3 separate regions of the Homo sapiens genome follow, and all the other regions are linked to region 3. The links are chromatin contacts, found by Hi-C in ENCODE. All regions are on one chromosome and are shown on one strand. Each heading gives the region's core, a stretch centred on a gene start or an enhancer-like site at or near the end of the contact. The rest is flanking DNA. Distances are from core to core; before and after follow the strand shown. Region 1 has its middle 270 kb from the start of LINC02015. Region 2 overlaps LOC105374235 (a long non-coding RNA gene). Region 3 overlaps TBL1XR1 (TBL1X/Y related 1).

Evidence for each region. Hi-C counts contacts between places; a loop is a spot of excess contacts on that map. Pooled maps may share reads with other maps.
Region 1: a loop to region 3 is called in a pooled map, with 6 times the contacts of the local background. The contact joins two enhancer-like sites. A Hi-C loop is called at or near these places in 10 of 50 pooled maps.
Region 2: a loop to region 3 is called in a map of endothelial cell of umbilical vein, with 3 times the contacts of the local background. The contact joins two enhancer-like sites. A Hi-C loop is called at or near these places in 7 of 168 maps with a recorded cell type or tissue (CD4-positive, alpha-beta T cell, CD8-positive, alpha-beta T cell, Calu3 and 3 more) and 17 of 50 pooled maps.

Annotation. Positions count from the first base shown.
Region 1 is chr3:178,083,692-178,086,391 of GRCh38, reverse strand. No RefSeq gene overlaps it. Among named protein-coding and RNA genes, the nearest start is that of LINC02015, 270 kb to the right of the region's middle. RefSeq lists a silencer at 1,217-1,511 and an enhancer at 1,217-1,511. Within about 2 kb of position 1,376, at least 15 of the 41 ENCODE cell types and tissues checked have a DNase peak (open chromatin) inside an H3K27ac peak, as active enhancers do.
Region 2 is chr3:178,169,399-178,172,098 of GRCh38, reverse strand. The region is part of intron 10 of LOC105374235 (a long non-coding RNA gene); the gene reads left to right. Among named protein-coding and RNA genes, the nearest start is that of LINC01014, 250 kb to the left of the region's middle. Within about 2 kb of position 1,323, at least 4 of the 41 ENCODE cell types and tissues checked have a DNase peak (open chromatin) inside an H3K27ac peak, as active enhancers do.
Region 3 is chr3:177,049,603-177,052,302 of GRCh38, reverse strand. It overlaps TBL1XR1 (TBL1X/Y related 1), which reads left to right. Exons shown (of 16, transcript NM_024665.7): 5 at 577-799; 6 at 1,693-1,825; 7 at 2,165-2,306. Among named protein-coding and RNA genes, the nearest start is that of TBL1XR1-AS1, 14 kb to the right of the region's middle. Within about 2 kb of position 1,327, at least 4 of the 41 ENCODE cell types and tissues checked have a DNase peak (open chromatin) inside an H3K27ac peak, as active enhancers do.

The DNA of each region.
Region 1 (2,700 bases), core at 127-2,626, 1.0 Mb before region 3:
TGTCTGCTTAATCCCCTATCTGTCTCTGCTTCTCTCTTTATGTGGTATATGCCAAAGAGTACTGTTCTTCTGACACATTATCTTCCTCCTAGAATCTGCAAAAAATCACTGATTATCCTTGATTGACTCATTCATGACCTTAGAAGGGACTGGAAAGTCAGTCTCTGCACAGAAGAAATATGCCTGGATATGCAGCGGGGATGGAAACGGGATTCCCATATGTTATTCCTCAAAATTCTCAGAGTTGATCATCCTAATTTAACATTCCCTTTTTCTCACTCCCATTGCTGAGGTGAAAAAAGAAACTTAGTCATCATTACATTAATTCCAAGTGCTTTCTGATCATCTTGCCATTTTAACATGCTTTGTCCCATTTTCTCTCCCACATGGTGAGTTTGAGTCTTCTGAGAGAACTAACAACTTCAGAGCCTTGAAATGTGCATCCACCACACAAAACTATCTGTAAATACATTGTTTGTTTTGAACAAACCTTCTGTTCTTTTTCTATTTGATTAGTAAGAATAATCAAACATCTAAATAAAAATCATTGTCTGTTACCACTGGAGAGTGTCCAATCCAGTCACAGACAGCTTGGAAGGCTGGCAAAAGGCACCATGCATTGTGCTGGGGGACATCCAAGCCGGCATGGAGGGACCTGTGTGCCATCTGCCCTCACCACTTCTGCTCGGATCCCAGTCCTATCATTTTAATCTCATTAGAACAAGATTCTTGTAAAGCCAAGAGATGAGATTTAGCTGCAGCTCCCAATTTCACAAACTAAAGAAAGCCTCACAATGAGGAGACCAGCTTCTTGAAATAGCTTGAACAACCTCTCAGCTCTCAGGTACAAAGCTGTGTCTCAGTACTGCATGTTCAATAAAGGGTGGAGTACCTTTTCTCTGTGATTTACTTTTCCACACCATGAGATTTGGGAGGAGTTGAAACCTTTCAGGTTATAACTGTATGTTCTCCATGCACGGTGCTGGAAGATGTTATGTGTTAATTGTTTGTTGTTTTAGAGCAAAGCAGGCCCACTGAGAAGCTGTCCCTTTAATATTTGTACAGCTGCATTTACCAGGAAGCAAAGTTCATGAGAAAAAAAAAAAAGCTGAAACCCTTTCTTCACAAAATAAAAACACATTATTGACACCCTATTTAATGACAACATTCAACTGTTTTTTTTCCATCTTTATTTCCCCTCTAAGGCCCAGCTTATTGGCTCATTATGTGCCTGGAACATGAAGGATGACAAGGAGATGGAATTCTGGCTCAGCAGTTTGAGAGCCCAGCCCCCAACTTGCTCAGCCCTCCCCCCTCCTCCTCTCTTGCTTTTCTCTTCTCTCTTCCCCCGCTCTCCCGCCTCCTGCTGCAGATCTCTTTCTGCTGCCTGGCAACCGCACCACAGGCAATGTCACACAGGATTGCTTATTACAGCTTCAGAAAAATAAACAGGAGGAGGAAATTTCTTGCTGTTACATTAGAACTATTATGTACAATGTTCCAAAGCCAGGTAATTCCAAGAGTGATATTATAGTAGAATTTTGCACCATGGTGCCTAGGTCTTTCTTGCATAGATAGAGAGAAGGGTGAAGGAAAAATGAAAAGAGAGTTTTTCGATGGCTTTTAGCCAGCAATGTATTTAATACATCCATTTGGTTGGCACAGACTTCGAATATAACTATTTCTGAGCTTTGAGGACTTGAGCAAGAAATGTTACAGTTGTTATTTGAAAAGTGCAATGTGAATATGAAGAGTAAGCTTCTACTGCTTACCATTATTATCTTCACTCATAATTATCGTGTAGATGGTTTTCACTAGACTTAAGGGCATCACGTCTCATATCTGGTAAGGCAGACAAGACCTATCTTTCCTTTAGTATCATTTATTTGCTTACATGAGGGTCTTTTTCTTTCTTTAGACATTCCCTAAATTTATTGCTTCCAGCAGCTGACAATGATTGAGCACATTTTTGTGTCCCCCTACTGGATAAAATGAGCACAAGAGACCTGGTGGCCCTTCCAGGGATCACACTATCACAGAGAAGATTAACAACTAAACAAATCACTAAAATAAACTCTGCTAATGCATAAAATGGAAAAATCTTTTTCCATTTTCTACTCAGGATTCTATGCCTCTCTGCAACAGGAATGGTTCTATATCAGGATTTTTTTTTGTGTCCCATCTGTTTAGCCAGGCAGTGGAAGGAAGCAGGTTTCTTCCTAATTCAGTTTCCTGAGTGTGATATCCAGGGAGCATAAACACTATTTGAAGTGTATCCCTCCAGAAATCTAAACTCATCTTTAACCTGATTGTAAAATACTTCCGAGTTCCAGATCCCTATCCTTGTTGACCTGAGTCGTTGAAAACAGACTGGCCTATTTACTAGGGTAAGTTAACTACAAATCATAACAAAGACTCCATCCTTGACCTCTTCTTGCACATGAGTCAGCTTGAAAGGCATGGGTCCCCAGTGCAAAATCACAGTATGTGAATGTAGGGAATCCTAGGCATAATGGGTGATTGATGTACGTACCCTGACAGGGCAGGGCAGGGCAGGGCAGGGGTGGTGCCAGGGTGTCTAACAGGACTAATTATCGGCAAACAGTAGGTGTTCAAGGTATGGATGAGAGAAGTCAGTGTAGAATCATTTGGTATGACATTGGAATCAGTGACTGTCACCAAGGAAAATTATTGTAAAGA
Region 2 (2,700 bases), core at 74-2,573, 1.1 Mb before region 3:
AGTCAACTAAGATTTTTGCTATTTGAGTATGTGGCAATAGACATCAGAAACAGATTATGTAGGGAGATGAATGTAATTTTTTTCTTTTTTTTTTTTTTTTTACAAAAAGCTTGAAGGGCTATACTGAAGTGCTCATTATCTAAACATATTGTTAGAGATCAAGTGGTTTCTGTCACAGGGCTTAAACTTCTTTAAATTGCAACCTAATCTGCATAGAAAAAGAAGGTGACTTTTTGTATGACATTGGACTTCAGACCTTGGTCTTTCTGTTTAAGTATACACAAAATTTAAGATTAATCACTTTTTTGCATGGCTTTTCAAATGTGAGAACTCAACTCCCAACTTTCAGACTAAGGAATTTTCAAATTTTGCTCCAGGTATAATAAGTTCTTCTAGCATCCTCCAGGTTCTCAGTTGACTGTTCCAGGTTCTTGATTGTAATATGACAGTGTTTCTCCTTTCGCTTAATGCTTGAGTTGTGTGCTTATGCAGTTTCATATATTTCAGGCATCATCTATTTGTGTTCTTGACCATTGATAATTATCTTATTAATTCTGGTTAGATGTCTTATTTTGGCTAGGGCTGGTGGACAGCCTGTCATATGGCCTCACGGAATATATTCACCACAGCTTCATAACCGTGAATATTCATCATAGCACACATATTTGTGACATTTGAAACTTTTAAGTAAGACACAGATGTTTGAGCAGATTTCTTGATTTATACTCAGCTCACAATTATTGAGTTTAAACATAGTAAATGGTTAACCTCATAGAGTGTCCCCTCCCTGCCCCTGGGAATTCTGAGTAATTCTAGCCAATGCATTTTTTTGAAATTTAATTCAATTCCCATGATAAGTTTAATATCTTGCCTGTGCTGCCACTGAAGATAAAAACTCTTGTCATGCATATATGCATCATATATACCATTTTGGCCTATTTATATTATTTTAGATTTAATTTTTACTACCTTACTGTGATTATGAAGGACAATTAAAGCACCAAATGCGCCCTGTTGGCCCACTTACTTGGTATAATGAAACAAGTATTTATATTTCCCTCCGAAGTGTTTGGATCTACTTTAGAACCACCAGAAATCTTGCTAATTCATGTAGTAGAAAGAGAGGTTGAATGAGTCATGTCAAGTGATCCATGAGATTAATATAGACAAATATGTCATATCCTCATGCATGCAGCTGTGAATGACATATCTACTTTGCCATCTGTAAACTTAATGGACAAAATGTCCCAGTGACTTCTTTAGAGTTCAGAGTAATTCAGTTATCAGCAGGCACATTTCCTGTTGCCTAATACCCAAATCTAATTCCATGGGGAAGCTTTAGTCTGGCTCTTGGAGTAGGTAGAAAAATCTGCTAACCACATTATGCTCTTTCATAACCACATTGAATTGTACTGTTAGCTAACACTGAGTAAATGCAAATGTCGTATACTTTGAGACAATATATGCTTTATATGAATCGATGTTCATTCTTGCTACATTTATATTTTAACTCAGTAGTGAAATTTAACAATGCACAGTAATATAAAAACTATCATTTATTTCTGTGCTTAATAAGATCTGAAATAAACCTTTCTGTAAAGTAACTATATAGCATCTTTAATTTACATTTTATTTATGTTATGTAACATTTGCTATTTTTATAATGAATGTCATATTATTTGCTCCACATTGAAAAATATGTAGCATTTCTTCCAGGAATATCTATTACCTTTCTTACTATCTGTCAAATCAAAATCTTAATTTTTCTGTTGCTTCTTATGTAATTATTTCAATTTACAGAATAAAATTTCTAATTTTTAATACACTTAATTTATATAAGAATTTCAGCTTTACAGAAAAATTGAGAAGATAATACAACAAATAATTTACCTAAACACACACACACAGATACACACTGTACATACACTTTTCTCCTATTATTAATATCTTACATTAGTGTGGGTCATTTGTTATAATTAGTGAACCAATACTGGTATATTATTGTGAATTAAAGTTCATATTTCACATTAAGTCTCCTCTTTGTGTTGTACAATTCTCTGGGTTTTGACTAATGTATAATCTAATTTATCAATAATTGCAGTTATCACCCTGGACTTGTAAGAGCTATTGATCTTGTTATTATCTCTGCAGTTTTAATTTTTCCAGATATTTATATGGTAGTAATCATACAGTGTATAGACTTTCAACAGTTCCTTCTCTTATTTAGCAATAAATATTTAAGGTTTTTCTATTTTTTTTGAGCTTTATACCTCAAAGCTTTTTATTGTTGGATAATATTACATCATATGATGTACCATAATTTGTTTATATTCATTCACATATTAAAATCAACTTGGTTTCTACGAAGTTTTGGCAATTATGAGTAAAGCTGTCATAAACATTCATGTACATATGTTTTCTATTAATTTTGGTATATACCAAGAATATGACTGCAGCCTCATATGATAAGCACATTTAGCTTTGTAAGAAGCTGCCAAACCATCTTCCAAAGTGCCTATGGGATTTTGCGATCCTATCAACAATGAAGAAAAGTTCATGTAGTTCCACATCCTTACTAGTATTACTAGTTAATGTAGCTCCATATTTTTACTAGTACTTGGTGTGCTCAGTGTTTTGGATTTTAGCCATTCTAATAGGTGAGCAGTAGTAACTTGTTTTAATTTACAATTCCCTAATGAC
Region 3 (2,700 bases), core at 78-2,577:
GTGCTTACTTGGAGAACTCTTTATTAGGAACTTCCTAATATCAATAAGTAGAGCTTTGGAAATTTTAATAACTCCCTAATATTCAAGAGCACTATAGCCCCATGAAGTCTGTTTCTGCTTTAATATTTGAATCAAATCACAAGAAACTCTTCAGCTCAAAGTTTTTAGTTTTTTAAAAGATGTATTTACTATAATGGGGCACCAGGCCTCTGATCATTATATGAACTATATTCCATATTGTTTGTTGCTTTGACTAACAGAATTTCAGAATCTAATTAATAAGCCTTTTTATCAGCTCGGCCTACATCTTATTATCTCTTTCATTTCAGCTCTATCTGTACAGCTCTATACTGTAATAATAGTATGAATTAAATGAAAAGGAAAATGTAAGCAGTCATTTCCAGTTGCTGCTTGTAGTTTCTTTATTCCCTCCGGACTTCTTATATGAATTCAGAAAGTTCCTAAAAATGTTTTTTTAGGAACGAAGATTTTCATTTCATTTCTGATTTTGTATAAATACAAATAACTTTAAATATTGCCTTTGATTTTTCTTCTCTCACAATTTTCCAAATCCAGGATGGTACCTTGTTTGATGGTCGACCAATAGAGTCTCTGTCCCTGATAGATGCCGTAATGCCTGATGTAGTACAAACAAGACAACAAGCTTATAGAGATAAGCTTGCACAGCAACAGGCAGCAGCTGCTGCAGCTGCCGCAGCTGCAGCCAGCCAACAAGGATCTGCAAAAAATGGAGAAAACACAGCAAATGGGGAGGAGAATGGAGCACATACTATAGCAAGTGAGCTCAGACAAGAATTTTTTTTTAATTACATGGTTTATTTATTTATTTTTTTAAACTTTTAATTCGGGGTACATGTGCAGGTTTGTTATATAGATGAACTCATATCACAGGGGTTTGTTGTACAGACTATTTCATCACCCAGGTACTAAGCCTAGTGCCCAATAGTTATTTTTTCTGATCCTCCTCTTCCTCCCACCCTCCACCCCCCAGGAAGGTCCCAGGAGACAAGAATTTTTAAAAATTTTTTCTCAGAAGAAATGCCCCATCTTCTATGCTGAAATAATTTCATCTGTTAACTTGCACCAACTTGTTTCCCTAACTTGTATCACACAGTTCAATTCAGATTTTTATTCCTAAAGCTCCAAAAAGCTAGATTTACTTTTATTTTCTTTTTAAAATATCTAGAAACCCTTTTCCCATTGTTAAATGAATTTTTACATCTACATTTGATTTCTAAATAAAATTTGTAATACTAGTTATCAACAAATAACCATAGAGCTCTGACATCGAGATAAAAGGCAACTCATGTTATATGAATGATATCAGCAACCCCTACTGGCAGAAACTCAGAATAGTACTGATAGACATTATATTTAATTCAAACCATTTTATCGTTTTATCCATGTTTAGGTCTAATCATTTAAAGTCTCCCATCCCACTCCCACCCCCACCCCTCTAAAAAAAAAGTATGTGGTCAATACTTAATTAAAGATAAGAATTTATTTTCTGTGTGACTAAGACTGTGTAGTCATGTTCAGCTTAACTGGATATAATTGAAAAATGTTACACTGTGTGCGATAAAGGAAGGTATTTGCTAGTTAAGAAATCACCCATCCACCATGTTGTAATACTGCCTAACTGGAAATGCTTACTTGTGTTTCACGATGCAGATAATCATACTGATATGATGGAAGTGGATGGGGATGTTGAAATCCCTCCTAATAAAGCTGTTGTGTTGCGGGGCCATGAATCTGAAGTTTTTATCTGTGCCTGGAACCCTGTTAGTGATCTCCTAGCATCAGGGTATGTTTCTCAAAGTGATACTAAAATGACTTAAAAATATCTTATTGAACATTTTATAAACATATGCATTATTCAGGTTTTCTGTTGTTGCTTAGTTGTGGCCATTTTGTCTCTGTAAATTTTTTATTCCTTCATGAAGTAATTGTAGAATTTTTAATTAAACTTACTATTTCGAGAATGCTTGGGGGTCCCAACGTGTAGAATGGGAAAAATACTGGAAATGAAAATTCGTGATAGTCGTTTTTATTTGCCTTATTAATATTCAGATGTAAATATGTTGCCTTGTTCTGATACGTGAGAATGTCATGAGGATCTAAAATATATTGCATACTTTTATAGGTCTGGAGACTCAACAGCAAGAATATGGAATCTTAGTGAGAACAGCACCAGTGGCTCTACACAGTTAGTACTTAGACATTGTATACGAGAAGGAGGGCAAGATGTTCCAAGCAACAAGGATGTCACATCTCTAGATTGGAATGTGAGTATCACTATATCCATGATGGATATAATTACTAGTATACCTAACCCTCAGAGCCTCATACTCACGGCAGGGTTTGTCTATTTGTTCAGAATTTGGGGTTTTATTAACTAGTAACAACAAACCGGGAGTCGTCCCCTGCCAGCCCTCTCCCCCACTGTGGGACACAGACTTGCCTTAGTCAGACCAAGGTTCAACATCCAGCTCTTCAGTGTATCCCACAGCATATCCTTGGTTAAATTGTTACTTTTTACTCTGTACTTCATTTTCTTTAAATGTCAAGTAGAAGTGTGAAAATGGTACCTAAATATTTGAGATAATAGGTGAAAATTCTTACCATAATAACAAACAACATACTAAATCTATAACAACCGAGTCCTTAGGGGATAAAAGA